Regions from separate parts of the Homo sapiens genome. Here region 1 is linked to region 2. A link is an interaction called in ENCODE POLR2A ChIA-PET data of the cell type or tissue named here. Cell type or tissue: OCI-LY7. All regions are shown on one strand. Each heading gives the region's core, and the rest is flanking DNA. Links, peaks and the distances in the headings are about the cores only.

Evidence for each region. ChIA-PET counts read pairs that join two places held together with the same protein. Peaks named below come from ENCODE experiments on the same cell type or tissue, not always from the same donor. Only the 100,000 strongest peaks of a DNase experiment are listed, where the experiment ranks them.
Region 1: POLR2A ChIA-PET joins it to region 2 with 5 read pairs; 2 of 35 experiments call an interaction of 5 or more read pairs at or near these places.

The regions. Positions count from the first base shown.
Region 1 is chr15:70,541,356-70,557,691 of GRCh38, forward strand. No RefSeq gene overlaps it. Among named protein-coding and RNA genes, the nearest start is that of LINC02204, 37 kb to the right of the region's middle. In OCI-LY7, for the core only: no CTCF peak of the experiment used is centred there; no DNase peak of the experiment used is centred there.
Region 2 is chr15:70,290,468-70,306,803 of GRCh38, forward strand. It overlaps LOC105370878 (a long non-coding RNA gene), which reads right to left and starts at 7,419. Exons shown (of 2, transcript XR_932424.3): 1 at 7,331-7,419; 2 at 5,595-5,856. RefSeq lists enhancers at 1,989-2,488, 9,992-10,121, 10,342-10,411, 10,432-10,531, 10,727-11,228. In OCI-LY7, for the core only: no CTCF peak of the experiment used is centred there; a DNase peak (open chromatin) is centred at 10,234.

The DNA of each region.
Region 1 (16,336 bases), core at 2,986-10,985, 250 kb after region 2:
AGAACCGTTAATTTTCTAAAAAAAAGTCAGACATTTCTATCAGCATTAGTTTCTTTCATGTTCCATCTGTGATGAGGACAAGCAGAAATACCATGCTGCTTACTGACATTCTTATGTGGCTTTAGGGGCTCCTTGGGGCTAAGCTGCATGTTCACTGGGTTAGAGACAAATGACACTGCCCTGCACCTACAGTTTCAGAGTGAGAGTAGAGGCCAGGGGCTCGGAAACTCACAACCCCAGACTGCCAGAGTGGGGCCAGGTCTAGAGTACCTCTGGTCTGGCTCTATGAATTTTAGAGATGAGGAAACTGCAGCCCACTGTTGTAGCAACACAGGCAGGAGCCAGGGATTCCAGGAATTTGTAACCTTCTGTGTGTCCTGGCCTGCTCTGGTTCTTTCTTGTTCTCAGCAGGTAAGTAGGAGAAGCATTGCCAAGTATGGGGTAATGAGGAAGGTTGTCTTGCTCTTCAAGCCTGATGGAGATGCCTGATTGTCTGAGACCAGCCTCATCCACCACTCCCACCATTTCCATTACTCCCTACCCTGGCTTTCTTTGTGGGCAGAAGCTTGCAAACATCCTTGATTACCCGGTGATTACCCTAATCACCCAATTACCTTTACCCAAGAAGTGAAGGGCAGGAGAGTATGTTCACATCAGCTTGACTTTAGTTCAAGCTCCTGTAGAAAATGGAGAGAAGTAACAAGCATAGCTGAGATCTCTCTATTTCCTGAGGCTAGAATAAGATTAGGAAGACTTCAACTCCAATCTTTGAGCATTAACCCTCACATGCATGTGAGGAAACTGCCCACGGCTGGGCAAGGAGTAGGTCAAACAATCCCCAGAGCTCACACAGAGCCTGCAATAATTTTTAATCCCAGCTTCCAGAGTGAAATAGACCTCCGTATACACAGGGCATCAGGTAAAATCCTCAGAAAACTATTGCCTTAATAGTGGAGTGAAATTAGCCCTAGACCAAAGACTGTCAACCCATGTCAACAAAGTGTAAAAACAAGTTTTAAAGGGATCAAACTGATTTCAAGCAACCTAACTGCAATCCCAGAACAAAGCCCAACAATAATTAAAGGAATGCAGCAAAATCCAACACCCAACACAGTAAAATCCAAAATGTACACAGTCAAAAATTTCCAGGCACATCTGCTCTCTCCTCTCCTATTTGACATTGCACTGGAGATTCTGGCAAGTATATTAGGCAAGCAAAAGAAATAAAAGGCATCCAGATCATAAAGGAAAAAGTAAAAGTATCTCTATTTACAGATAGTGTGATATTATATATAGAAAACCCTAAGGAATCTACAAAAAATAAACTATTAGAGCTATAAACAAGCTTGGTAAAGTTGCAGGACACAACAACAGTACACAAAATGTATGTAAAAATGTAGCAATAACAACTATAACATGAAATTAAGAAAGCAATTTCATTTGCAATAGCATCAAAAAGAATAAAATACTTAAAATAAATTTAACCAAAGAAGTGCAAGACTTGTATACTGAAAACTAGAAAACATCGTTGAAAGAAATTAAAGAAGATCTAAATAGGTGGCAAAACATCTTGTGTTCAGGAACTGGAAGTCTTAATATTTTAAGATGGCAATACCGGCTGAATATCTCTAATTCAAAAATCCAAAATCTGAAATGCTCCAAAATCTGAAACTTTTTGAGCATTGACATTATGTCACAAGTGGAAAACACCATACCTGTCCTTATGTTATGGGTCATAGTCAAAACGCAGACACAGAACACATATTCAGTGTAACCAAGGGGAAAAGACCCCTCAGCCTCCTTCAGCTGTGATAGATCTTTTCTGCACACAGCATGATGGTAATGCCAAACAACCATAGATTGTCCACATGAGTGGCTGAGATGGTGACACCTTTGCTTTCTTATGGTTCAATGTATACAAACTTTGTTTCATGCACAATCTTATTTTAAAATATTGTATAAGAATACCTTCAGGCTGTATGTAATGTTTATATGGAACATAAATAAATTTCATGTTTAGACTTAGGTCCCATCTCTGAGATATCTCATTATGTATATGCAAATATTCCAAAATCCCAAAGAATCTGAAATCTGAAACACTTCTGGTCCCAAGCATTTCAGATAAGTGATACTCAACCTGTACTACCCAAATGGATTACAAATTTAGTACAGTCCCTATCAAAATTCCAACTCCTTTTTTTTTTTTTTGCAGAACTGGACAAGCTGATTCTAAAATTCATATGGAAATGCAAGGGACCCAGAATAGCCAACACAAACTTTAAAAAGGCAAACAAAGTTGATTTCCTGATTTCAAAACTTACTACAAAGTTACAGTAATTAGGACAGTGTGGTGCTGACATAAGGATGGACATATATAGATCAGTGGAATAAAATTCAGAGTCCAGAAATAAATCCATACATCTATGGTCAACTGATTTCAACAAGGATTCCAGGACAATTCAATAAAAAAGGAATACTAATTTCTACACATGATGCTAGGACACATGGATATCCACATACAAAAGAATGAATTTGAAACTCTACTTTACACCATACACAAAAATTAACCCAAAATGGATCAAACACCTAAATGTGAGAGCTATAACTATAAAATACATAGGTGTAAATTTTTGTGATCTTGACTAGGCAATAGTTGCTTAGATGTGACAACTAAAGCATAATCAACAAGTCAAAGAATAGATAAATTGAGCTTCTCAGAGTCAAAGGACACTATTAAAAAGTGAAAAGACAACACATAGAATGGGAGAAATTATTTGCATGTTATATATCTGATAAGGGTCTAGTATCCAGAAAATATAAATAACTTTTACAAATCAACAATAAAAAGACAACTCAATTAAAAATTGGGCAAAGGATATGAACAGACATTTCTCTAAAGAAGATATATGCCAATGGCCAGTAAGCACATATAAAGATGCTCAACCTCATTAGTCGTTAGGGAAAATGCAAATCAAAACCACAATGAGATACCATTTCATATCCACTAGAATGGCCACAATCAAAATGACAAACAATGACAAGTGCTGGTGAAGATGTGGAGAAAGTGGAACCCTTACACATTGCTGCTGGGAATCTAGAATGGTTCAGCTTCTTCAGAAAATAGTCTGGCAGTATTTCCTCAAAATGTTAAATATAGACTTACCATATGACTCCAGCAATGCTACTCCTAGGTACATACCCAAATGAACTAAAAACATATGTTCACACAAAAATTTATAGACAAATGTTCATAGCAGCATTATTTATAATAGCCAAAAAGTGGAAACAGCTCAAATGTTAATCAAATGATGCATGGATTAAAAAAAAATGTGGTATCATCATACAATGGAATATGATTCAGCCATAATAAGGAAAGAAGTACTAATACGTACTACAACATGGATGAACCTGGAAAGCATTATGCTAAGTTAAAGAAACCAGACACCAAAGGCCACATATTGTATCATTCCATTTATATGAAATGTCCAAAATAGACAAATTCACAGAGACAAAAAGTAGATTAGTGATTGCTAGGGCATAAAAGGAGGGGGAAATTGGAAGTACTGCTATCAAGTACAGAGTTTCTTTTTAGTGTGACAAAAATGCTCTAAGTTAAATAGTGGTAATGATTCAACAACCCTGTGAATATGCATATTAAAATCCACTGGATTGTATATTTTTAAACAATGAATTTTATGTTATGTGAGATTTGATGGCATGTAAATTATATTGAAACTCATATAACTCACAAAAAATCACTAGGCATGCAGTGAAACAGAAAAATATGACCCACAACCAGGGGAAAAATCAATCAATAGAAATATACCCCAAAATGACACTGATGATTGAATTAGCAGACAAAGACATTAAAATACTTATTATAATTATACTCCATATGTTCAAAAAGGTACAGAGGAGCATGGACATCATGCAGGAAAAGGTGAAAGACATATAAGAGAACCAAATTAAATTTCTAGAAGTGACAAATATAGCATCTGAAATAAAAATACACAGACAGGTCCACATTGATGAGCCTAGAGTAGCCAGGGTCTCTACATTGTATTGCTTCATTAAAGTGCCTGTACATATGACCAAAAAGCATCTGGTTGTGGACCCAGAGATTCTGCTTGGGCCCAGCACCTATTCCCCACTAGCACTGGGTAGACATTGCTTTCTAGGTAGACCTGAGGGTGATAGGAACCCAGCTGGGGACTTTTCCCTTTGGGAATCTAAGGGTATGTTGCCCACCTATCCTCTTGGAAGAAGGTGTGACCCATGAGCTCCCATTAGAGGGTCATGTTGGTGGGGTTATAGGGGATACCCAAGCCATAGCTGGTCAGGGGCTGCGGGTAGCCAGCTCCAGGGTGGCTTCTCAGAAGAGTCAATAGCAACCCCTATGAGAAGGAGTGGGAGGGGGTATGAGAACAGGCATGGGGCTGAGATGGGTATCCAAGAAGGCAATGAGGAATGCTCTTCTAAAATAACAAATCCATTCACAGCTATTGCCGTACCCACACCCACACAGATGGAAGGGCAGATTTGACATTGCAGAAGAAAAGATAATTAAACTTGAAGACATAATAATAAAAACTATACAAAATGAAACACAGAGAAAACAGACTGAAAAAGATGAACAGAGAATCAGTGACTAGTGGAACAATATTAAACAGTCTAACATATATGTAATCAGAGCCTCATAAGGAGAGAAGACAGAAAACAGAAATATTTCAGGAAATAATGATGTGCTATTTTCCAAATTTGGTTTAAAAACTATAATATTACAAATCTAAGAATCTTAATGAATTCCAAGAAAAAGAAACATGAATAAAACCACAAGACACATCATAACCAAATTACTTCAAACTACTGATAAAGAGAAATATCTTAGAAGCAGTCAGGAAACAAAAAAAGGCCCATTGCCTACAGAGAAGCAAAGAAAAGGTGACAAAAGAATCCATGTCAGAAATCATGCAAGCCAGAAGATGATGGAGCAACATCTTTAAATAACTGAAAGGGAAAAAAAAAACACAGTCAACATAGAATTCTATAATCAGCAAAAATATCTTTCAAAAGTGAAGGCAAAATAACTACTTTGTTAAACAACAGAAATAAAAGAATTTGTTGCCAGCTGCTCTGGGCTCAAGAAATACTAAAGGAAGTTCTTCAGGCAAAAGGAAAATGACATTAGATGGAAAAGGTAAGCTAAGTATCTCCCAAACTATCTTTTCCAAACCATAAGAAAAGACAAAAAGAAAAAATTTCTAGAAGTGACAAATACAGCATCTGAAATGAAAATACACAGATAGGTCCACAATGATGAGCTTGGAGTAGTCAGGGTCTCTACATTGTATTACACAAACCACACCATCAGCATAGCTGGAAGACAAAGAATGTTTAAACTGCAAGATAACCGTGAGTGAAAACAGAAAAATCTCCCAATTCTAGCATGTGATCTGTCATGCTACCATTCCACCCCCTTATAGCTGTAAGGCTCTGTGGGAAGAAAGGGCACATGAAGAAAATATATAGGAAGTAGAGAAGAACACTAGAAAAGGGGCCTAAGGATTATCTGAATGACTGACAAAATATTAAATAATTCTAACTTTGAAAATACTGGAAGAGTGACCAGGCAAATAATAGCAGAGTACAGAAAAGGGAGTTCCTCCTCCACCTCACCAGTAGCATTGAGCACAGCTACCACCCAGATCTTGGATTCTGATATGGTTTGGCTCTAGGCCTCCACTCAAATCTCACCTTGAATTGTAGTTCCCATAATCTCCACCTGTCATGGGAGGGACCTCACTGGAGGTAATTTAATCATGGGGGTGGTTACCCTCATGCTTTTCTCATGATAGTGAGTGAGTTTTCAGAGACCTAATGGTTTTATAAGGGGCTTTTCCCCCTTTTGCTGGGCACTTCTCCTTGCTGCCACCATGTGAAGAAGGATGTGTTTGCTTCCCCCTTCCACCATGATTTTAAGTCTCCTGAGGCCTTCCCAGCCATGCAGAGCTGTGAGTCAATTGAACCTCTTTCCTTTATAAGTTATCCAGTCTCAGGCAGTGCTTTATAGCAATGTGAGAATGGACTAATACAGATTCTCAATACCATTCTCTAATCAAAAACAAAACAAAACAACAGGGCTCCTTGGAGAAGAGACTGGTTCTAGGACTGGGACAGGGAAAATGTAAGATAACCCTGGAACATCTTATGATGCCAGAAAAGGAAGAAGTACTTGAAAAAGGATGGGAGCATGTCAGAAAGGACATGCCAACCAAAAGGAGCTCCCAGTGGCCAGAGCTGGGACAGTATGAGCAACAAATAATGATAGTACCCATATTGGATTATAACCCTTAGAATAAAAAGAATATCCATGAGTCCATACTGGTATACAGAATAATTCTAACTAATAAATGTGGAAAGAATGAGAGAAATACTAACTCACAATTAGAGAAACACCACAGTAATAATTATTAAAGACAAGATCCACTGATGGATATTAAAATCAGTAAAAGTAAGTTTGAAGGTAAACAGGATACTAGCATACTCTCAAAGTATCTCCCCAAAGATATTTATCAATTACAAAGAAGGGAAATAGTAACTACTTCACAGTGGAGAAACTCCAAAGAAATCACCTTAGCCAAGTGATTAAGGTTAGCATCACCAGTTATGAGACATTTCAGTATTATGTATTCACTGATACATTGATATGATGCACTGAAAAATACACAACATCAGCTCTGTGGTATTCCTGCCAAAAATGCATCATCTCAATCAAATCATGAAAAGATATCAGACAAACTCAAATTGAGAGGCATTCTAAAAAGTAATTGACTAGTATTCATCAAAATATCAAGGTCATGGACTAAAGGAAAGAATGAAAAACTCTACAGATTAAGGGAGACTAAAGAAACAACTCAATGCTGTAGGATTCTGAAACAGAAAAAGAACATTAGTGGGGAAATTGGTGACATTTGAATAAGATCTGTAGTTTGGTTAACAGTATTGCACCAATGTTAATTTCCTGGTTTTGATAACTGTAATATGATTATGTCAGCTAACAATAGGAAAATCTGAATGAAGAGTATAGTGAATTCTGTAGTTTAAAATATATAGTTTTCTTCTTCTTCTTTTTTTTTTTTTTTTTTTTTTTTTGATACAGGGTCTCTGTCACTGAGTCTGGAGTGCAGTAGCACGATCACAGCTCACTGAAGCCCTCAACCTGCTGAACTCAAGTGATCCTCCCACCTCAGTCTCCCAAGTAAATGGGACCACAGGCACGCAACACCATGCCCGGTTAATTTTTGTACTTTTTGTAGAGATGGAGTTGCACCATGTTGCTCAGGCTGGTCTCGAATGCCTGGGCTCAAGTTATCTGCTGCCTCGGCCTCCCAAAGTGCTGGGATTACAGGTGTGAGCAACTACACCTGGCCTGGTTTACTATTACTATTTAAAGCAAAAATAATGACAGTATATTTTGGGGCTTATAATATATGTGGAAGTAAAATATTAAAACCATTTAACACAAAGGATGGGAGTGGGGAAATGAAAAAATATTTGTATAAAATTCTTAACAATACATGGGAAATGGTAAATTATTTGAAGGTAGAGCATAATTAGTGAAGAGTTATATATTTTGAGCCTGGGCCAACCACTAAAAAATGAAAAGCAAAAGCAGTGTAACTAGTAAACCAATGGTGGAGATAAAGTGGAATTATTAATATAAAAATACTCAACCCAGGCTGGGCGCGGTGGCTCACACCTGTAATCCCAGCACTTTGGGAGGCCGAGACGGGCAGATCATGAGGTCAGGAGATCGAGACCATCCTGGTTAACACGGTGAAACCCCGTCTCTACTAAAAATACAAAAAAAGTAGCCAGGTGTGGTGGTGGGCGCCCGTAGTCCCAGCTACTCGGGAGGCTGAGGCAGGAGAATGGCGTGAACCCGGGAGGCAGAGCTTACAGTGAGCGGAGATCACGCCACTGCACTCCAGCCTCGGCGACAGAGCAAGACTCCGTCTCAAAATAAATAAATAAATAAATAACCCAAAAGAAGGCAAAAAAGGAGGGAAAAAGAACAAAAAGGACAAAGAACAAACAGAACAAGTAGAAAACAAGTAGCAATATCCTAGATTTTAAACCAACCATATCAATAATCACATTACATGTAAATGACCTAAACACTCCAAATAAAAGGAGGTTGTCAAATTGGATAAAAAAATGGAAACTTAACTATCTGCTATCTACAAAAAACCCACTTTAAACATAAAATCAGATGTGTTAGAAGTAGAATAAAAAAAATTATGCCATGCAAAAACCAATCCAAAAAATGTTAGATTGCCTATAATAAGATCAGACAAAGTAGAATTTAGAGCAAGGAATATTACTTGAGACAAAGAGAGGCATTACGTAATGACAGAGAGATTACCAAGAAGACAAAACTATTCTATATTTTTTCATTTTTTACGATCCCTTCCACAGAAAAAACTATTCTAAATGTATGTACATCTAACAACAGAGCTTTAAAATACATAAAAGAAAAACTGATAGAACTGAATAGAGAAATATCCAAATCCATAATTACATTTGGAGAATTCAACACTTTTAATAATCGATATAACAAGCATACAGAAAACTGGTCAGAATATACTGAACAACACTAGCAATCAACTTGACCTACTTGACATTTATAGAGCACTCTGCCCAACAACAGAATACAGCCATGCATTACTTAACAATGGGAATACATTCTGAGAAATGTGTCTGTTAGGTGATTTAGTCATTGTGAGGACATCATAAAGTGTTTTTGCATAAACCTAGATGGTATAGCCTACTACATACCTGGGCTATATGGTATAACCTATTGCTCCTTGACTGTAAACCTGTACAGCATATTACCATACTGAATACCATAGGCAATCATAACACAATCGTATTTGTGTATCTAAACATAGAAAAGGTACAGTAAAAAAACAGTATAAAAATTATAAATGGTACACCTATAGAGGACACTTACCATAATTGGAGCTTACAGGACTGGTAGTTGCTCTGGATGAGTGAGTGGTGAATGAATGTGAAGGCCTAGGACATGGCTGTACACTTTTTTTTTTTTTTTAAATACAGGGTTTCACTCTGTCACCCAGGCTGGAGTACCATGGCACGATCTCACTACAGCCTCAACCTCCCAGGCTCAGGTGATCCTCCCACCTCAGTCCCCTGAGTAGCTGGGACTACAGGCACATGCCACCATGCCCAGCTAATTTTTTGTATTTTTTATAGAGACAGGGTTTTTACCATGTTACCCAGGCTGGTCTTAAACTCCTAGGCTCAAGCGATCTGCCCACCTTAGCCAAAGTGTTGGGATTACAGGCGTGAGCCACCCACGCCCAGCCTGCTGTACACGTTTATATAACTGGCAGTGTGATAGGTTTGTTTACACCAGCGTGACACAAACACATGAGTAATGCAGTGTGCTACAGTGGTACAATGGCTATGACATCACGACATGATGGGAATTTTTCAGCTTTATTATAATTCTATGAGACCACCACCATATATGTGGTCTGTCATTTATCAAAACACTATTGTGCAGTGCATGACTGTACACCTTTCAAGTGCACATGGAACTTGTGCACCAAGAAGAAGGATATTTAAAAGAACTGAGCTGATACAAAATATGTTCTGATTACAACAATATAAGCCAGAAGAAAGTTCTCAAATCAATAATCTAAGCTTCCACCTTAAGAAAGTATAATTTAAAAAGAGCAAATTAAACTCAAATGAAGCAGAAGGGAAGGTCTGCAGTACAGGAAGGGCCTGCCGGCCACTACCTAATTTTTCTTAAGAAAGCGATATCTGAAATTACAAATAACGTTACAGACCAGGCATGCTCCTGCATCATCGCTAGTTTTCCATGCAACTCGGATGAGCCATCTCGTTCAAATATTTATTGAACCCTAGAGAAAAAGTGGTGAACAAGATATTCCCTACTTTCACGGAGTTACAATCTATTAGCAGAGAGAAATGTTAGCTAATTGACAATTGTTTAATTACAATTATCTTAAAGGCTATGATATCAATGAGGGTAGGCTGAGGTCTGATAACAAAGAAACCCACTTTCTTAGAAAACTTATTTCTTCTTCAAGATAAAATCCTATGCAAGATGTTCAGGTCAGTGAGGCGGCTCTCCTCCATGAGGTTATTCAGGGGCCCATGTTGATAGAGGCTGTGTCAATTTCAACATATGGCTTTCCAGTTGCTCTGGGTATATTACCCCAGTAAGCTGGAAAGGGAAAGACCCAAAAGGCGCACTCTTGGGAGGATTCTATAGGCCAGATCTGGAAGGGACGAACATTGCTTCCGCTCATATCCTATTGTGGAGAATTTAGTCACATGACCCCACCTGACTGCAAGACAGTCTAAGAAATACAGTTCTCCAAAAAAGAGGAGAATACATTTGGATGAATACCCAATAGTCTCTATGAAAACAAGGAAAGTAACTTGGGGGAGCTAACCTAGGGACTGGAGCCAGGAAATGTTTCCCAGAGGGAATGGCAGGCATTTAAGCTAAATTCTGAAGGATGACTGGGAAAAGAAGGTGAGTATTTCAGGCCATAGGAACAATATGATCAAGCCCAGAAGTGTGAAAGAGCAGGACAAAAACAAACATTTGAAAGATGGTCAGTATTATCAGAGCTTGGTGAGCAAAGGAAAGGGTGACATGAGACAAGATTAGAGAACTAGGCAGAGGCCAGGGCACAGAGTACCTTGTGGAGTATGTCAAGGATTTGGGTCTTTATCCTACAAATAACTACTGAAGGGTTTTCAGTTGGGAGAGAAGTGTGACAACATGACCCAACTTGTATTTTTAAAGCACAGTACACAGTGACTGCTAAGTGTAAATAGACTGAAGATAAGCAAGAGTGGATGTGGGTAAACTAGGTTGGAAGCTGTCTTAGTTTGTTTCCTATTGCTATAACAGAATACCACAGACTGGGCAATTTATAAAGCAATTTATTTCTTATGGTTCTGGAGGCTGGGAAGTCCAAGGTCAAGGGAGACCTGGTTAGGATCATCTGCTAGTGGGGACTCTGCACAGTCCCAATATGGTACAGGGCATTACATGGTGAGGGGGCAAGAGCAGGGCCAAACTGGCTTTTCTTTTTTTTTTGTTTTTGACAGTCTCACTCTGTCACCAGGCTGGAGTGCAGTGGCGTGATCTTGGCTCACTGCAACTTCCACCTCCCAGGTTCAACCAATTCTCCTGCCTCCGCCTCCCAAGTAGCTGGGATTACAGACACGTGCCACCACGCCCAGCTAATTTTTGTATTTTTAGTAGAGACAGGGTTTCACCATGTTGGCCAGGATGGTCTCAATCTCTTGACCTCATGATCGCCCACCTCAGCCTCCCAAATTGCTAGGATTACAGGTGTGAGCCACTGCACCCAGCCCAAACTGGCTTTTATAACTGACCCACTTTCATAATACTAACCTATTCCTATAGTAACCCATTAATCTATTAACCAGTGGATTAATCCATTCATGAGAGCAGAGCCCTCATGACCCAATCACCATTTTTGTTTGTTTGTTTCTTGAGACGCAGTTTCACTCTTTTTGCCCAGGCTGGAGTGCAATGGCGCGATTTCGGCTCACTGCAACCTCCGCCTCCCAGGTTCAAGTGATTCTCCTGCCTCAGCCTCCTGAGTAACTGGGATTACAGGTGCACGCCACCACTCCTGGCTAATTTTTCTGTATTTTTAGTAGAAACAGGGTTTCTCCATGTTAGCCAGTGGTCTCAAACTGTTGAGCTCAGGTGATCTGCCCACCTCGGCCTCCCAAAGTGCTGGGATTACAGGCATGAGCCACCACCCTGGCCCCAATCACCCTTTAAAAGCCCCGTCTCTTAATACCATTACATTGAGTTTCAGCAGGGACAAACACCCAAATGATGCAGAAGCCACTGTAGCTATCCTGGTGAGAGACACAGGTGGCTTGAACTAAGATGGTATCAGTGGAAATAATGCAAAATGACTACATGGAGGTATATTTTAGAGGTAGAATTTGATGATTGATTGATTGATTGTGGAGGGTGAGGGTTAATACTATGTGAAGGATGATCCCAGGCTTGGGGCAGGCTGATTTGGGATGAACATGAGTTCAGTTTTGGATAAGCTCATTTAGAGATAGATGCCTATGAGATAAACAGAGATGCTGATATAAGTAGCATGTAGAATTTATAATATGGCATTCAGAAAAAAGTTCTGGGCTAGTGAAATAAGTGTAGGATCCATTGGAAAGTGAATGGAACTGGAAACCATGGGAGGGGGTGAGATCATTTAGCGAGAAAGTGTAAAATGAAAAGGAAGGTGGTTCAGGAGCAGGCCCAGAGGGTTCCAACCATTAAAAGTAGGTTGGAAGAAGAGAATCCCTAAAGGAAGCTAGGAAGAATTAATCAGATGTGAAGAAGGTAAAGCAAGAGAAAGGAGAAAGAAGGCAGTGTTTGGTGATGTGGAATGTTGCTGAGATATCAAGAAAGTTGAAGACTGAGTATCGCTCCTTGGATTCAATAAAGCAATTGATAGTACTGGTAATGAAGATTGAATCAAATTGAAGAGGACAGTCAGTCTGTCAGTCAGAAAGTCAAATAATGTTATTAAACATGAGCCTGTGCCAAGCATATTTTTGGATACCACAAATACAACGGGAAAGAGATAGACACAGCCTTGCTCTCCAGAAGCCTATATTCTCATGAGAGGGAAGGAAGAAAGAGCAAACTTGGCTGCCGAAGGGAAGGATCTGTAAGAGAGATGAGCTTAGCTATAGAGGAAAGGGAGTAGGCAATGAAGTGAGTTTCTAAGATGAAACCGAACATGTGTGGAAGATGTGGCCATTGCCAGGAAGAGGGGACACTTTCTCCACCCCAGCAAGATGGAAGAAGAAAGTGATGAATGCAGACAGACCTTTGCCAAGATGGCTCAGGAAGCTGGGAGGGTTTCCTTCTTGCCAGATTTTTCTATCTATAAAAGAGATGGGGGGTGTCCATTAGCTGAGGGTATAGGGGGTGGAATTTGAGGATGAGTGGTGAAGGAATGTAATGGCTATTTTGGAGAAGAGGGTGCAATGAGCTAACTGAAATACATCATGAGACTTCCAGGAATTGTTGAGAATCCCAAGTGCATTGGTGATTTGTGAGTTTATTATGATGCCAACAGGACCAGTGGTGAGAGTTTCTGCAGCAACTCTTAGCCACCCAAAGGCAGCCTCAGAACAGTAGTGTTGGTCAGCTTCATCTGGAACTGAAGTTTAGCCAGGCACATGCATTAGGACAAAGGGGCTAGGACACTCAGGGTATTCGTCAGAGAGTCATCGCAAGGGGGGGACAAAATAATCGAGTGTAGATCAGGAGAGATGGGCAACATAGGGTCAACAGGAGGAAATTTGGGAGAGGGTCTGTAGGTCAGAGGTCTTGATGAGGTTGAAGAACAGTTGCACTGAAGAAGCCTGAGCAGGTAAGCTGGAAGATTAGTCAAGGTTGGCTAGAGCATCTGAACTAGTGATTTTGGAGATCATGTGGTTTGGGATGATGACACTGACTCCTCTATGACCTGACCCTAGGAGTGGCTGGATGAGGTGGGAGTGACAAGTAGATCACTGGGGTCCAAGAATGAACAAGTCAGAGTGTTGGCTGGGCCACCCATGTAGAGGCTACAATTGCCTGTGATGGTAGGAGCTGATGGGGAGAGACTGATCCAGGACCTGCTGGGCAATCGCAGAAAACAGCTGGTGGGCTGGTGGGTGATCCCAAGGTGGAGAAGGACAGAGCCACATGGCAGAAGTCTTGAAGGAGGGGGGCTTTTTACAAGACACAAGGAGGCACAGTGGAGACAAAAAGAAAGCAGCTCCACTGGATCGAAGAGAATGCCCACACTTCATTCACTCCATGGCTGCAGGGAGATGGTGTCCTTGAGAACAGCCCAGCCTCAGTTAAGGATGGGATGGGGGCCATAGATGGGATTCTCTGGGAAGCAGACTGGGACAGGGTTTAGTGTTCAGGGTGTTTATTAAGAAATATTCTTGAGTTCAACACCTAAGGGTGTGATGGGGAGGAAGCAGCATCGGGCAGAGAGAGAAGTAGAGCTGGGATGCAGGCCCTTGGCTAACCCCACAGGGAGCTCTGGAGGGAAAATGGTCCATCCATCAGAGTTGTCCTGCACTGAACCAAAATAACCAGGTTTTTATACCTTCACATTGATTAGACATCGGACATGGCATGCCCTTGGGCAAGGCAGCTCTCTGCAGCTAAGGTGGTCCTCCAAGGGGGCTAACGGCTAAAGGCAGGCCACTGGCCACCCTGCCAGCTGCTGGGGCAACAAGTCCCTCCTTGGTGGAGAATCTGGGTGGTGCATCTGCATGTCCCCCTGCAAGTAATGAAGGGAGTCGTCTGTCCACTGAGCAGAAGCCCTGAGGCCCAGTCAGAGGGTGTGAGGTTTGGGAAGGAGAAGAGTGGGTACTGTCATGTGTGAGTAGTTGAACACAGTTCTAGAGCACTTCAGAAGCACAGCCCCCAGAGCTAGCAAAGCCGGGGGTGGCTGGAGCATGGCAGACAGGAAGTGAACAGACTTAGACTGCAGCCCACATTCTGCCACTAATTAGTTGTGTGACCTTGAGCAGGTCCCTTGACCTCTCTGGCCTTAGACTCCTGAACAGATAAATGAGAGGAAGAGAGAACCTAGACAATCTCTGAGGTGTATTCGGAGCCAATCTAAAGGAATCTCTCAACCTAGAAGGAAATCACTGGGGTGGGGAAGATTCTGAAGCCTGTTTTCCCCTCCCAGAAGGTCCCAAAAGGCAATCCAGGGCCACCCAGGGTGCTCACTGTGCCCAAGCCTGCCACTCCCCGCTGCTCCCACTCTCTCAGGCTCTAGCTGCAAATTGGTTCACATGATGAATGCAAGCTGCCTGAATCACTCATAGGATGGCTTGAGAAAAAGCAATTAAATGCTTTCTTAATTGTAGGATGGCAAGAGGTTAATGAGTTACTATAAAAACCAGTCCCTACCATCTGGTGGCTGTCACCAAAGCCCACATGCAGGGAGAGATCCCAATTTGTAAGACAGAACAACAGGATCACTCCAAGTCAAGAGAAGGGATGCAGGCATGAGGTGCTGAGGCTGGGGGCCCCGAGCTCCAGAGCCCAGTTAGCATGTCCCTGGCAGTCCCAAGTCCTAGCTGCAAGGCGGTTCAAAACCAAGATGGAGGAAAACACAGACAGGGAGCCAAACATTTATCAGTTCAGACCCCGTTTTTCTCTAAGATCCAGCTTTTGCAAGGGATGGCCCTGACAGCCACTTTGCTCAGCATGAGCCAGGAGAAGGAGAGAGAAAAGTGACAGACTAAGGGAGAGCCCGGCCAAGCTGAGAGAGGGACGGACAGAGGCAGGGACTGGCAGGCCCGACGAAGACAAAAGACAAAACAGCCCAGACAGACAAGAGACAAACGGAAAGGAGGAGAATTGAAATGCTCAGAGATGAAAACAGACGGTGACAAGTTGTGAACTTGAGAAGCAGATGAAAGGGCAGGTAATTTTCTACAATCAGAGACAGGAAAAAAACTTCTGAGGGTTTTGCTTTGTTCTGTGCAAACGTCCCTTCAGTATTCCTCAGCCCTCTGCGTCATCAAGAGAAATGGCCCTTCTCCCTCGGTGGATGTGAAGAGGAAATATAGAGCAGGTAAGCCCCTCCTCTGCACACAACCACCATATGCACACATACACACCTTTGAGGACAAAGCAGGTCTAGGTCTCTCTCTTTTTTTTTTTTTTTGCCCATGCCCCAGAGTAAACAAACAAACAAAAAACAGGGATCTACAGCTGGAAGATTCCAGCATCTCCCTCTTCCACATTATCTTGAGTCTTCAATTTTCTTTCTCCTCCCTCCTACTCCAGTCCATTTGGCCAACTCCCTTCTCAGGAGACTGCCCCTGTGGTACTGGGAAGAGAAGTTGGACCAATAATCCATTCATTTTACGAGAGATTAGAGATTCCCCTAAAATCTGTATGAGAACTTAGGAAGAGGGTTGCTGGTGTTGCAAAATAAAATGAGAGTTTGAAATTCCTGATCTACACTCTGTATTCAACCAGTATAAGAGTTGACCATAATTGTCTCTTTAATTTCCAACAATATTCCAGAATCCCAGGGCTGTGTTGGGCCAGCCTCACCTATCCAGCTGGGTTCTCTGGGGACTCATGTCACCTCAGCCTCCCAGCAGAGGTATGCCAGGTCTTTGAAAAGCTGCCTGATTCTGGTGTCAGCAGCAGCCAGGGTCCAGCAGCTGCACAGCA
Region 2 (16,336 bases), core at 5,486-13,485:
AGGAGATCACCCCAGGTCTGAGGACCTGTAGGTCTCATCGGCAACCTCCAGCCCAGGAGGAGCCACCTTTCTTAGGGTCTGTTCTGACAGCAGACCCTGACACATGCCCTTTTGTCCTCAGGGAGAAAGAGTCTTTGGGAGTAGAAGGGGAGTGAGGTGGAGAAATTCAGCTGCCTCCAGATTCCTTGACTTCGCTGTGTGGATCCAGGCAAGACACAACATCCATCCTCAGTTCCCTCATCTGCAAAATGTGCACAGCTATAGTATTTGCTTCATAGGGCTGCTGAGGATTCAAGGAAGGGGCTCTAGGGTAGGGATTTGAGTTGAACCTGATAGGATGGACCAGATTTTGATGGGTGTTTCAGGCAGGGAGCCAAGGCTGAGGGCAGGGGCTGAGGAATACAAGGCATGTCTGGGGCATAGCCTGTGGTCAGAGAAGAGAATTCTGGAAAGGCAGGCTATGGCTTTATTACCGAGTATCTTCACTGCCCAGCTAAGGACCCTGGACTTGATCCCATAAGCAGCGGAATGCTGTTGAGGGATCCTTGCATCTAATAGAGGCTACCAACGCCCGAGGGCGTGATTTGTTCCAGGCCCCAGGGGACGCTTGGTTGCAGTTTTATCTGTCAAATCAGTCAGAGGGAGTCCCCTCCATTAGGGTCAACAGTGACCCCCAACCCCTTCCCTTCTGCCTCTTCTATTTCTAGGACCTGACAGTGACACAAGATAGACCTGGTCTCAGACATTGGTTCTGTCACATCAGTAGGTGACTGGGCAAGACCCTTAACCATAGGAACCTCAGTTTCCTCATCAGAAATATGGGGGAATAACATTGTCCTCACAGGGTTGTGAGAATGACATGAACTGGCTCATGTGGGGTCCAGGCCCAGCCACCCCCTGGCAGATGCTGGTGGTACCAGACATGTCCTTTTCCTGCCGAGCGGGCAGGGCTGCTGGCAGCAGGCAGCTTTCACACTAATTGCCCACAGCCTTCTCCTCTGTGGCTCTGCGAGCAACAAGACAGCGAATGACCCGTGACTGGAAATCTCGAGGCCAGGCTTAGGCCTATTAGAAAAATATGGAACAATTATGAATGGCAGGAAAATTGTTTTTCTTTGTTTGCTTTGGCAGAGAGAAGAAAACCCTCCTGGAGCCTGGATTTAAGGTGGGGAGAAGACAGGGAGGAGACTGCAGTGTGTGCCAAGTGTCCTGGGAAAAGAACTCATGTTTTTTGTGGCCCTGCTAAGGCATGGTGCAAGACACCTTCATCGATGCAGCAGGGGCTCCCCAAGCACCTTCTGCACACCTAGCGCTGATCTGGGGGCAGGGACACAGCCAGACTGTCTGCCCCAAATCTGGGTTAGTCCAAAGTTGGAGCAGACAGACAAGGTCCCTGCCCCCAGGGAGGAGGAAAGGTAAGATGAATGAAAGCAAACAATAAGGAAGAATCTCAGCGATGACTGCTATGAGAAAGTGGAGCCAGGTGAGCTGTGAGGGAGGGGCATGCACTAGGGGCTGGCGGGGGGTACCTGAGAGAGGAGATCTAGCCTGCCATTCCAAATGGGAAGAGCATTTTGGGTGGCAGGAACTCTGCCAGAATGCTCACCTGCACCCTGGCCTCTTGGCCTCACCCGAAGCCTAGGCTCTGAATTTTGTTTTCCCCATTGTACAGGCAAGGAGACTGAGGCTTAGAGAGAGAAAGTGCTTTGCGCAAGGCCCAGGGCAGTGGGAGGATTGGAGCCAGCACTCTAAGGACTGCAGTCCTTTCTGCGTTCTAATCTTTGTGCCTTGGATCCAGACCAAATGATCGGGTAATTGACACGTCACTTCTTCCCAGGCCCAGTGAAGGGGGAAAGTTGGTGTGACGTTTTCCAGATCCTCCGCAGGAATGGCCCACAAGACCCAGAGCCTGGCAAACTGCATGGGCAGTGCCCAAAATTGCCACCCCAGGAGCAGAGGCCACTGATGTGCAGCAGTTCAAATGTTGCCCTAGAAGGTGCTTCTCCAGGACTTCCCCTGCGAGCCTGTGTGGCAGGAAGCAAGACAGGATAAGGGCAGGTGTCTGTCTGCCTGAGCAGCATAAACCGGGGAACCTTCCGCCGTGCACAGACCTGTCTACTGGAGGGCTCCTGGCTCAAAGACGGACTGGCCAGGATCCCAGGGGATCCCCCAGCACCTAGTCTCTGTGGTCTGAGAGGTACAGGAATATTTGGGAGTGGTGAGTTCCCCCTCCCTGGAGGTGACCAAGCCCAAGCTGAAGGGGAACCCTGCATAGTTAATGGCCACCCTCAGCCCTCCAGCCCCTTTTATGGGGTTAGTCCAGAGTTGGAAGCATGTGAGCCCACAGGGCATGGAAATGTGCAGAGGGCTCTGCAGACCTGTGGATTCACACTGACGATTAGGTGATGGGACCCTGGGGAAGTGCTGGGATCCACGGCCAGAGATCTCCTGACCAGTTTCTGATAACTTATTTATCCAAGGACAGCATGTCCTGTTACAACATAATTCCACAAAAAAAAAAAAAACCTTTTAACATTCCTTATGCTAATGAAGAAAACCTAATGTATAGATAATAATTTATTTATTCAGAAACATTGTATCACTATTTTAAGTTGAATTACCACAAGAACAGTTTAACACCTAAGTGGCATCCGTGGACCAGCAGCATGGACATCACCTGGGAGCTTGCAGAAAGATTCTCAAGTCCTACTCTGGACCTTGAATCAGAATTTGTGCCTTAGCAAGATCTTCAGGTAATTTATATGTACACGGAAAAGAATCAAAAGGAGGTATAATCATGACTCTCATACAGATATAGAATGAGCCTGGATCAAAAGTTTTATTTCACTCATTCATTAATGAGGAAACCACTAAGATGTTACAATCAATTCAAAGGAGAATGCAAAAGTAGACACATAATATAGGTCATCAGGAATCTGAAGTGAATTTACAAACAGATGCAAAACTGGCAAAAAAAAAAAATCTATAGGGCAATAATCAGTTGCATTGCATTGGACATAATTTATATTTATATGGACAAGAATCATTTGCATTACCATCAGTTTTTTACAATTTGCAGAATTGTAAAATAGCTCAGATAATGAAAGACTGAGAAAAAACAAAACCCCCAGAAGGGTACGCTGGGACATCCAGTAGTCTATCTCTTTCCCTTTCTTTTTTCCCACCATTTTAGTCTTTTACAGTTTTTCTTGACACGCATTACAGCTTGTTAAGCACCTCTTAGATCACTTCTGGTCTCTGGCATGCCTGAACACAGAGAGTTTCTCCAGACCAGGACTAGAGCAAACTTTTGAGTAAATCCCAGTGCCTGTCATGCTCTGCTTGGGAATGAGCCTGGGGGTGGGTGTGGGGCAGGGGCAGGCCAGGCCTACTGACCTGGTAAATTCTCATTTGTCTGAATCCATTACTACTATTACTATTGCACGCTGGGCCCAGGTGGAACTTTCATTCAAGATGCTATCAGAACATCTGAAAGGACAGAGACTCAGGTCTTCACTGAGCTTATGCAGTGTGTCTGGCTGTTTGGGACTGCTTGCAGTAATTGCCAGGACATGAAACTTGATTTTGTCTGTGCTTTGATATCACAGTGCCTGGTGTTGTGCCTGTAGGGGAAGATCCAAGCTCTCAATGGCCCCTTAATTATTGGTTATCAGTATTTATCAAAAGGAACTACTAGTTGTGAATAAGCAGAGTGGCTTAGGGGGCTGGAGAATGAGCGACTGGTTAGGACCCTCATGTCTGGTCTGGGTCGTTGCTTTTCTGGGGCAGTCCACCATGCAGGTTTAGAAGTAGACCCGGTATCAGACAGGTCTGGGGTTGAATCCCGGCTCTGCTCGTCTCTGGCTGTGTAACCGGACTGCTTGTTTAACCCCTGCTGGGTGCCAAGCATGGGGCCAGGAGTTGTGAGCAACCCAGTGGACACAATGGACATGAGGCTCGTAGTGTAGCAGGGAAAAGACATGAAACAAAACATCACACATGTTGTTTTGTAAGTTACCATCGTAGTAAGTGCCACAGAGGAAACATCTACTGTGCAAAGGAGCGTGCAATGGGAAGACCTTTCCTTGTCTAAAGAGTCAAAAGACATCCCAGGGAAAGCTTAGACTTAAGAGTGAGTTGCAGATGAGGTTGTTCAGCAGGCAGAGGAAACAGTAGTTGCAAAGGCCCTGGGGCGGGAAGGGTTGGTCTGCTCAAGTGATGCAAAGAAGGCTCCTGGGAGTGGTGGCTCTCAATTGTTTGTGGGCTTAAGAATATTGGTTAAAATGTACTTTCTTGAATCCTACCTCCAGAAATTCTGATTCCACAGGTCTAGGGTGCAGCCCAGGGATCTGCATTTTTAATAAGCATTCCAAGAAATTTAGAGAAAAATATTTCTTAGAGCCACATGTTGAGAAATATTAGGTTAAAGCCTAATGAGAATGGCACAAAATAAGGTGAGTCATTTAACTTCTCTAAGCAGCTCTTAGCTAAAGTATAACATAGGAGACAGGAGTTACAGGGTGGCAGGAAGATTGAAGGAGAGAAGCCACACACAGCATCTAGCATAGGGCCTAGCAGGCAGCGGGTGCTCAGCAAACCCCTGCACGTGTATTACTGCCCTTCCCAAGTCAAGCCTATGGAACCCTCGAGGTGTGAAGAAATGAGCACAAGGCCAGGAGTCAGGCAGCCCATGTTCTAGCCTCAGCCAGGGGCCACTGACTTGCCACCCCACCTTGGGCAAGACCCTTTCCCTCACTGGGCCAGTTTCCCCACTGTAAAGGGAGAGAATGTGATTAGGTGACTCCTACCCCTTACCTATCCATCCTCCCATCTTGAATTCTCATGCCTTGCCACCCAGGGCTCCCTCACCAAATTCAGTAGTCCTCAGCCAGGCTGCCCATTAGAGCCACCAAGAGGGCTTTTTCAAACGCCAGTGAAATCAGGAACTCTTGGGGGTGGATCCCAGTGTTGGTAACTGTTTTAGCTACCCAGGCAAATCTAATAAGAACCAGCACTCTCATTTCTCAAGTATCCCTCTTGTCCATAAGAGTAAAAAGGGGCTCGGAGGAAACATCCTGCTCCTCAATTCTGACCTGAAATCTCAGGAAGAATCCAAGCCAGTAGAGCCTTAAGCTCCATCCAACACGACACCCCCACACAACACTGTTTCTTCACAGACAGGGTCTTACTCTGTCACCCAGACTGGAATGCAATGGTGCAATCATAGCTCACTGCAACCTTGAACTCCTGGGCTCAAGCGATCCTCCCACCTCAGCCTCCATAGTAGCTAGGTTCATGCCACTATGCCCAGCTAGTTAATTTATTTTTATTTTTATTTTTTGTAGAGACAGGGTCTCTCTATGTTACCCAGGCTGGTCTGTGACTCCTGGCCTCAAGTGTTCTTCCTGCCTCAGCCTCATGAAATGTTGGGATTACGGGCGTAAGCCACCATGCCAGGCCTAAACTCTGTTTTTTAATATCGTTTTAAATATAAATTTAAAAAACATTGTTAAAGTAAAAATCCATATTTAAACAAAATCAAACAATAAAAAGTGGCTTCTCACTCACCCCTGCCATCTCTGAAGGCCACTATATTTGGATTAATCAACTTTATTGAGGAATCATTTATATACCATAAAATGTACACATTTAAATTATAGAGTTGGGTGAGTTTTGACAAATGTCTGCTGCTGTGCTCCCACCCCCGGTGAGACATCACTGTTCACAGTTTTTGTTTTTCTTCCTTTGGTGGTTTTTTCTCCTCTGGTGTTTTTTCCATGTCATGTGTTAATACTGATGTTTTTCATTTATCAACTTTAGATCAGGTAGCAGATAATTAATCCTTCAACCAGGAAACTGTTGAAAGTGAAAAGAGACAGAACTAATAATCACAGGACAACAGTATAAAATAAGCCTGTCCTGGGCAACTCAGGGTGTGCAGTCAACCTCACATCATCCATTTATGACCAGCCACGGTGGAGAAGGACTTAATTCATACGCCCCATCTCTAGCTCCCTTCCTCTGCCCAATGTGTGCTACTTTTGTACCTATTTTAATGTCTCTATTGTTTAACTTTGCATATGTAAATAATATTTCTGGGCCTCTATTTCTGGAGCCATTCGGTAAGATAAGAATATTAGTATTCCTATTTTCCCCCCATCTTTGTCCACCTCTATCTCCCAATTTCTTATTTCTTTCATCTTTGTCTTCTATTTTGTCCTTATTATTAAGCCTTTCCTATTTTGTCTATGAAAATGAGGCTCAGTGTTTATGTTGTTGATTATGTGACTTTGTTCCCCAAGGAGTGTATTGTGAGTGATCATAGTTCCTTCTCTATGGTTACAATATCATTACTCCTGTGCCTCTAATAATCAAATGCTTCCAGCATCAACAGTAAGAGAATTGTCCTTTCTTACTCTCTACCAAGTCTTCCAAATCACGTCAAATTTTAGTTTGCTTTATATTTGAACCATTAACTTCTTTTTTTTGAGAGAGAGAGAGAGAGAGGTTCTCATTCTGTTGCCCAGGTTGGAGTGCAGTGGCACAATCACGGCTCACTGCAGCCTTTATCTCCGGGGCTCAAGCAATCCTCCCACCCCAGTCTCTGTAGCTGAGACTACAGGCGTGTGTCACCACTACCAGCTAATTTTTGTATCTTTTTAGAAACGGGGTTTCACCATGTTGCCCAGGCTGCATTAACTTCTTATCAAAGGTTTTTTTCTTCCTCCTTCTCTTTTGGTGTTTCTGATTATTTCATTTGCTTTGGAAAGAAGCACAGGCCTCTTCACCATATTCCTAATATCTTCCAGCCTCTTTTTGTATATTTCTCAGAATCTATTCCTCTCTTCTTTCCTGACATTCTACTGGGTCCCTGATTCTCTATTCTTGTTTGTTCAAAGGGTTTCCTGGACCTGCTGCACACAGGTCATTCTGGAATTCCTTTACATTATTAGATCCTTGAGTTAATTCTACCAGTTTTTATCCTGTAACATTCTTCCTCATGGTTTCTAAGCTGAAATATACATTCAATAACTTCTCAGAAAGGAAGCATGAGAAGTAAATTTCTGAGTCCTGGAATGGCTGAATATAACTTTTTTTTTTTTCCTTTACCCTTGACTGATAGTTTGGCTGTCTGTAGAATTCTAGGTTCAAAGCCATTTAGACTTAGCACTTAGAGATGGAATATAGTGATGAGGTTAAAATCCGATCTCTGGCATGAGGCTGCCAGGGTTTAAATTTTAACTTTACATTTCCTAGAACCCAGCAAGTCACTTAATCTCTCTGTGCCTCGGTTTTCTCATAAATAAGCTAAGATAAAAATAGTACCTACCTCATGGAGTTGTGATGAGGATTAACCAGTTTACATATGTAAAATGCTTAGAACAGTGCCTGCACATCGTGGGCGTCATGTTAAGTGTTGGCTATTATTCTCTGGGCCTCTATCGTTGCTATAGAGTATTATGATGTCACCCTTATTCCGGTTTATTTGTCAGAGTCAATGTTCTGGTTTTTGTGAGCTGATGTTCTAGTTTCCATAGAAATATCCAGGATCTGCTTTAATCTTTAATATTCTTAAATTGCTCAATTCTATATCTGCTTGATATTCTCTTAGCTCTTTCAATTTAAAGACTCGGTGTCCCTTTTTGGCTCTGGGGACTTTTAAAATGTAATTATTTCTGCAATAATTCCCTCCCCTCCATCTTCTTTCTTTTCTTGTTCTGGAACTCCTACTCTTAGTTGGATATTGGGCCTCCTGAATTGATCCTGTTTGAATATTTTTTTCCTCCCATACTTTATGCCATTGTCTCCATGTTCTGGGAGATTTTCTTAACTTTGCATTTCAAGCTTTCAATTGATTTTTTAAAATAATTTTTAGCAATAATCATTTCCAGGAGCTCCTTCTCATTTGCTGATTGCTTCTTTTCTGTGGCACTTTCTTTGGGCTTTTGGAGCATTGCTACTCCAGCCTTCCTGTCAGCTTGTGGGGACCCCAGAGATGTTTCTGCAGAATTCTTGGGCTTTTGGAAATAAGATTTGAAAATCTCTGACCTATGCATTTGATCAAAAAACTTTATGGGTTTATTGGGCCATTACCAAGATGAATGAGTTATAATCTATAATCTCAGCCCTCAACAAACTACTCTGATGCACAGACAAACATGGAAAGAAATAATGACAATAGGACAGGTGCACAAGAGGTCCTTCCAGAGGGAAAATAACCAACAGCCTGTTGGAGATCAAGAAAGAGAAAGCCCTTGAACTCTTCTTAAAGTAGTGTGCAGGAGAAGCTCATACGGGTTCATGAACGGACTGGTAAAATTTCAGGAATTTCGTGAGCTGGTTGTCAAACAGTTATTAAAAATTAACTTAGGCAAATTTACAATTAAATACATTATAACAAAAACAAAGCTAATGAATGCCAAAAATTCATCACTTCCTATTTATCCCATCTTTCAATTACCTATGCTGTTGAGGTTGTTTACATCTATTGTATATGTATGGCAGAAATACCATATGAAGGTGCGCTACTGAGCATCTCTGTTCAACACCTCCTGCAGTAACTCATGTTGGTGGCTTGAAATCAGCGATGGTGGGAATATTTACATCAAACAAATTGACAAATGCTACAAATCAGAGCCTGATTATTGTTTTGTTGATAGTCTAGAGTTAAGAAAATAATGGAGAAAATGTTAATGTAGATTATACTTAAAAGTATGTTGTGCTGGTAGCCTTTAATTGTAAATAGCATGAAAAAGAATTGAGGACATATTCTTCCAATATTCAAAAACTATTCTTTAATTCAGCAAATAAGTCACTTGTGTCATTGCCAAATGAATGAAATTCATGCCTCCATTGCTCCATTCCTATCAAACTTATTAATGTAAAAGAAAACAGCAAACATTCACACAGGAACTATACTTATTTGGTAATTGTAATAATAATTTAACTATAGATACAAAAGTTTAGGAAGTATCAACAAAAGCATCCTGTGAGAATCAATTTACTAGATAAAATTGATAATAAAAAATACGTATATTTTATTATTAGTTGTAAATTGTGTGCTACAATCCTTGATGGCAATAAACTTTATATTAACTTATGTGTGTATATATGTATACATATATTTGTTTCTGGAGAACCAGTTGATAACACTTACCAGCACACCACGGAGAATAGTGGAGCGTGCCCAGGCCTGTAATCAGACAAACCTGGGCTGGAGTTCCAGTGCGTTCATTTATAAGCTGTGTGACCTTGGGCAAGTTATTTTACCTTTCTAAGTCTCATCAATAAAATGAAACTGTGGATGCAATGTGCTAATATTGATTAAAAAATAGTATGTTGCAGAGGTTAAGAATTCATGCTCAGAGATTGGGCTGCCTCCATTTGAACCCTGGCTCCCCGCTTACTAATTGTGTCACACTGGCCCAGTTGCTGTTAGATGGTATATTAGTCAATGTTCTATCTGAGAAAGAGAGCCAGTAGTAGATGATATACATCAAGGAATTGGCTTATATAATCACGGGTTCTAGCAAATCTGGTCTGTAGGGCAGGCCATCGGGCTGGAAACTCTTGAGCAGAAGCTAATGCTATGGGTCACAGGTGGAGTTTCTTCCTCCTCAGGAAAACCTCAATTTTGCTCTTAAGGCCTTTCAACTGATTGGATCAGGCCCACCTAGATTACAGATGATAAACTCTTTTACTTAAAGTCAAGTAATTGTAGGTGTTAACCATGTCTACAAAATCCTTCACAGCAACGCCTAGATTAGTGTTTGACTGAGTAACTGTGGACTCTAGCCTGGCCACGTCAACACATAACACTAGCCTCACAGATAGGAATAGTGAAAGCAAACACTTTATGGGGTTCTTACAAGGATAGAATAGAGCAGTACTCAGAAACCACTCAGATAGCACCTGGCCCGAGTAAGTGCTCATTAAGCTACAAACCTCTGTTCTCGCTAGAACTAAAGCTTGCTTCCCAGGCAGCCACGGCACAAGGAAGGGCCAGGGACCCTGCATAGGAAGGTCTGGTTGGAGCCCCAGCACATCACTGACTGGCTGTGGAGATGGCTGCCTGAGGCCTTGCCCAGAGGAAGCTGAGAGAGAAGAGATGGAAGAGAGCCCACGGCTCTGGGACCCAGCAGAGCACATTCAGATGGAAACCAGCTATGACTGGGTGACACCTCTCAGGGCTCCTTGCGGGGCAGGACTGTCTGGCTTAGTGGTGAGAGACTCATGGCCGGAAGATGAAGTGGTTACAGGTGTCAGACAGGAGGGCTTGCCGACGGCGGGTGGCTGTGGTGCATGTTTCATTAGCTGCTGACTGAGGATTTCTGTTGCTTTCATTTGCTGCCTCAGCCAGTAGCTAGGTTTAAAATAAACTTCAGGAGATCAAACTCAAATCCCCAAACCAGCATCCCTAGGCCCCAGGCAGGCCTCTGGCACAACCATACAATCTGCAGAGTTTATCTCAGGCAGCTCCAATAGATGTCACCTTAAATGTCCCACTCCCCTCCCTTTGAGCCCTCTCCTCCAGCTCTGAGACCTCTGGCTCTTCCTTAGATTCCCTCCTCAAGTCTCTGTCCCAGCAAGCCCCATTCCCTCTGGGGCCTGCTCCCAGCTGCTAGCCTTCCTTACACCTGCTCAGCCTCTCACAGCAGAGCTGCGCAGACCTAAGAGGGCAATAGACAGAATTGACTGCTCTTGGTTCATGGCTTAAGGTGTCACCACTCCCAAGAAGATCTGGGGGCCCAGGAGAGAAGCCTGCCAGAAGAAGGGAGTCATATCGCTCAGTGGGGGGATGCCTGACCCCTGAGCCTCTGTGCAAGGCAAGACTCGAGCACAAAACACACTTGCACACAAGTGTCAGTCTCCTAGGAACTACCAGAGCTGGGAAGAGCCCAGAGCCATCTTGCCTCACTCTTGTCATTTTCACAGATGAGGAAAGCAAAGCTCAGGGAAGCGAAATGACCTGCCCTCCCTCTCACAGCTAGGAAGCCACTGGGTAACTGAGCCCACATCCAATTTCCTGGGGCGTGGACCTCGCCCTGCCACAGTCAGCAAATGAGCAGGGGCAGCTTCCCAAGGCAGGGAACCACCAAGAATTCCAAGCAGGCCACACAAATCTCTGATTCCTGCCTTCCCTGGGCAGCCCCACCCTGGCCCTGACCTGGTGGCCTTGGCAGCCTCCTGGCCAACCCTGCTTTCTAACTCGGAGCTGAACAGGCTGGGCCTCCAATCACTCCAGACGCATGAGGACTGAGCAGTTTTACTCTGGTTTGCCAGGGCATGGGGGAGTTGGAGCCAAGCTGTGCCCCTCCAGGGACAGATGGCCAACCTGGGAGGGCACTGCTGAGGCCAGTCAGATAAGTCCTGCCTATGGTAACCTCAGGCCTCACCTGCTTTTCACCTGGCTGCCTCACCAGCCCCACCACCCACTCACTGTGTCCTCTCCAATGGGACCTACCCTATACCCCAAGCCATGCTGTGGCTTTAAACATGCAGCCATGGCTCCCTTGGTCTGCAGCCTATTATTTCACTAACCCTCCAGCTTTCCTTTTCAGGTCACTAAATTCAGTGGTGCTGCCCCCATGCCAACTCCCACCTCTAGTTCCAATAGCACTTTATCTATTCTTCATAGTAGTTTTTGGTGTATTGTTTTAGTTTACACTTTCTGTTCTTTTAGACTGTGAGCTACTAGTCTCATATGGTTCTATTTATCATTGAATGCCAGAATCTAGCTGGGTGTTTCTGGTACCAGCTGTGCTCAAGATACTGTTTTGTGAGTAAGAAAAAGGATGGACAGAGGGTAGATGGATGTTGAATAAATGAATTGATGGATGATTGTTGGATAGCTGGATGCAAGGATAACAGAATGATGCAGAATAGATAGATGGGTGGATAGATGTTGGATCAAAGCATGGATGGATGGATGGATGGATGGATATAAAGATGAAAGTGCAGATGAGTAGATGGGTGGATATGAGATGAATGGGTAGATGAGTGGATGGATAGATAGATATGAGATGGATGGGTAGATGAGTGAATGGATGAATATGAGACGGATGGATAGATGAGTGGGTGAGTGACTATGAGATGGATGGGTAGATAAGTGGTTGGATAGATATGAGTGGTTGGAGAGTGGTTGGATAGATGAGGGGATGAGTGACTATGAGATGGATGGGCAGATGAATGGATGGATGGATGGATATGAGATGGAGGGGTAGATGAGTGGATGAGTGAATATGAGATGGATGGGTAGATGAGTGGGTGGGTGGATAGGAAGTGGATGGGTAGCTAAGTGGATGAATGGATGGATGGATATAAGATGAACGGGTAGATGAGTGGAGGGGTGAATATGAGATGGACAGATAGATGAGTGGGTTGGTGGATATGAAGTGGAGGGGTAGATAAGTGGATGAATGGATGAATGGATATAAGATGAATGGGTAGATGACCATGGATATGAGATGGATGGGCAGATGAATGGATGGGTAGATATGAAATGGATAGATAAATGTGTGAATGGGTGAATATGAAGTGGATGGGTAGATGAGTGGATGAACGGATGGATGGATCTAAGATGAATGGGTAGATGAGTGGGGGGTGAATATGAGATAGATAGGCAGATGAGTGGATGGGTGAATATGAGATGGATGGATAGATGAGTGGATGGGTGGATATGAAGTGGATGGGTAGATGAGTGGCTGAATGGATGGATGGATATAAGATGAATGGGTAGATGAGTGGAGTGGTGAACATGAGATGGGTGGGCAGATGAATGGATGGGTGGATATGAGATGGATAGATAAATGAGTGAATTGGTGGATATGAAGTGGTTGGGTAGATGAGTGGATGAGTGAATATGAGATGGATGGGTAGATGAGTGGATGGGTGGATATGAGATGGATGGATAAATGAGTGAATGGGTGGATATGAAGTGGATGGGTAGATGAGTGGATGAATGGATGGATGATAAAAGATGGATGAGTAGATGAGTGGAGCGGTGAATATGAAATGGACAGATAGATGAGTGGGTGGGTGGATATGAAGTGGAGGGGTAGATGAATGGATGAATGGATATAAGATGAGTGGGTAGATGAGTGGAGGGGTGAATATTAGATGGATGGGCAGATGAATGAATGGGTGGATATGGGATGGATGGATAGATGCATGAATGGGTGGATATGAAGTGGATGGGTAGATGAGTGGATGAATGGAAAGATGGATATAAGATGAATGAGTAGATGACTATAGGGTGAATATGAGATGAATGGGTAGATAAGTGAAGGGGTGAATATGAGATGGATAGGTAGATAAGTGGATAGGTGGATTAGTAAATGAGTAAGAGGACAACCAAAGTGAACTTCTACCTCTGTTGAGCTTCTGTTTTCCCTGCTCATTTGAAGGCCTAGAGTATGACTTTACCATATGACGTTTCCAGAGTACCTCCCCATTCCTCAGACCCTACTGAGCCACCTCTAAGAGAAGGCATAGCACAAAGTATTGGTACCACTTGATGAATGAGGAAGCTGAGATCTAGAGCTGTTAAGGCTTCTTTCTGTTCAAGGACACCCAGCTAGTGCAAAGCAGAGTGGAAATCAGACTGCTGGCTTCTCACCTCCACTCCACCGCAGGCCTCCATTGCCTGTCTCTGAGGACTGGACCTGGCCAAGTTGACCCCACACACCTGTCCCCACTGTGGCCCAGGCCCCCGTTTGGCGCCCAGTTGGCTGCATGTGCATCATGACTTGTGAGAGAGCGGTCAGCCCCACCTTTCCACACAGGCCCTGTCTGACTGGGTTCTTTGATTCCTCCAGGAAGGAAGTGTATTGAGAGAAAAATTAGGAGAGATTAGACCCCTCCTCCCATCCCCACTGGACCAAAGCTGGCCCTGTAAGTCCATGGCTGCACTGAGGAGGCAGGCGCGGACACCACTGCACCTTTCTTCTCTATCCCTTAACCTTGATGGCCATGTCCAGGCCTCACTGTGATCCTGCATGAGGGCAGCTCTAATGAGAAAGCCAATACAAAGCCATTTTGAATTACCCATTAGAGAAGTACAGTCTATTAACTTTTTTCTATTAATTTTAATATTTTAAACTTTATAAGAAATACTTTTAGATTTACATATTTTGCAAAAATATACAAAGAAATCCCCAAATGTTAGCATTTTACCACACTTGCTTAATAATTTCCTTTATAATTCTCTTTCTACATATATATGTATATGTGTGTATATGTCTACCTATACAAATATGTATATATACATATATGCATGTATACATATGTGTGTATTATTTTCCTGAAGCATTTTAAAGTAAATTGCAGAAGTCTTTTTGCCTCTAAATACTTCAACATGTTTTTATTTGAAAAAGGACATTCTCTTACATAATCACAGCACAATTGTCAAAGTCAAGAAATTAACATTGCTGCAATAGTAACTACCGACTTTATTCAGATTTTACCAACTGTCCCACTAATAACCTTTTTCTAATCTGGGATCCAACCTAGGATCACACTTGCATTTGGTTTCTGTGTCTCTTTAGTCCTCTTTAATTGGCAACAGTTTCTCAGCCCTCCTTTGTTTTTCATGGCCTTAACATGTTCGAAGAGAACATTTTGTAAAAAGTCTCTCAATATGGATCCGTGTGATGATGTTTCCTCTAAATTATATTCAGAATTGCCGGTTATGCAAATTTGGCAGGCTGCCATAGAAATGATGCTGTGTCCTTCTCAGTGCATCGTATCAGGAAGGGAACCATGTTGCTCTGTCCCTTGCTAGGGATGTTAACTTGGATAACTTGGTTAAGGGTATTGCCAGGTTTCTCCACTGCAGTTGCTCTCTTTCCTTTCGTAAAATAACCAGTGTCTTGTGAGAAGACACTTTGAGATTATATAAATATTCTGTTTCTTATCATACATTTGCCCACTCATTTTAGCATCCATTGATAGTTCTTGCCTGAAACAGTTATTGCTATGGTGGTTGTCAGGTGGTGATTCTTCCAATTCCAACATCCCTTCTATATTTATTAGTTGGAATCCTTCTATAGGTAAGAGCCTCCTTCCTCTCATTTATTTATGTATGTATTCATTTATATCAGTATAGACTCAAGGATTCTTCTTTCAACTGTGGATAATAATCTGATACTGTTGTTATTAATTTTAATGTTTTCTTTTTAAATAATTATAGATTGTCAAGGAGTTGCAACATTAGTGCAGAGAAGTCCTGTGTACTCTTCACCCAGTTTCATCCAATGGTTGTATCTTACATAACTATAGTGCAATATCAAAAGCAGGAAAATAACATTGAGACCATGTACGTGCATAATTCTGTCCTTTAATCACCTGTGTAAATTCATGTAACCACTGCCATAAAGACACAGAACTATTCTGTTACCACAAATATCTCCCTCATGCTATTCCCACCATCCCGAGTCCCTGGCAACCACTAATTTGTTCAGCATCTCTGTATTTTTGTCATTTTGAGAATGTTTTATAAATGGAATTATAAAGTATGTGACCTTTGGAGATTGGATTTTTTTGTTGTTGTTCAGTATAATGTCCGTGAGAGTCATTTGAATTCTTGTGTGTCTCAGTATTTCATTCATTAATAAAAATGAAATACTCCGCAATAAAGCTGAGTGGTATTCCGTGGTATAGATATACAAAGTTCACTTAACCATTCACCTATTGTAAGACATTTTGAATGTTTCCAGTTTGGGACTATTACAAATAAAGCTGCTATGAATGGTCATGTACAGTTTTTTGTGTGGATATGTTTGCATTTCTCTGGGCTAAGTGCCCAGAAGTACGATTGCTGGGTCGTATGGTAAGTGTATGTTTAGACTTTTAAGAAACCACCAAACTGCTTTCCAGGGTAGCTGCGCCATTTTACACTCCCATCAGCAGCGTAGAGTAATCCAGTTTCTCTGCATCCTAGCCAATATTTGTATTTTCACTGTTTTTTATTTTAGCCATTCTGATAGGTGTGTAGTGATATTTCATGGTGGCTTTAATTTGCATTTCCTTTTTTAAATTTTTTTTCTTTTTAGAGACAGGGTTTTGCTCTGTTGTCCAGGCTGGAGTGCAGTGGCATGATTATAGCTCACTGCAGCCTTGGACTCCTGGGCTCAGCCAGTCCTCCCATCTCAGCCTCCCAAGTAGCTAGGACTATAGGTACGCACCACCATGCCCATAGAGATGGGGTCTCACTATGTTGCGCAGGCTGATCTTGAACTTCCTGCCTGAAGCAATTCTTGTGCCTTGGGCTCCCAAACCACTGGGATTACAGGCGTGAGCCACCATGCTGAGCTTGCATTTCCTTAACAGCTATTGA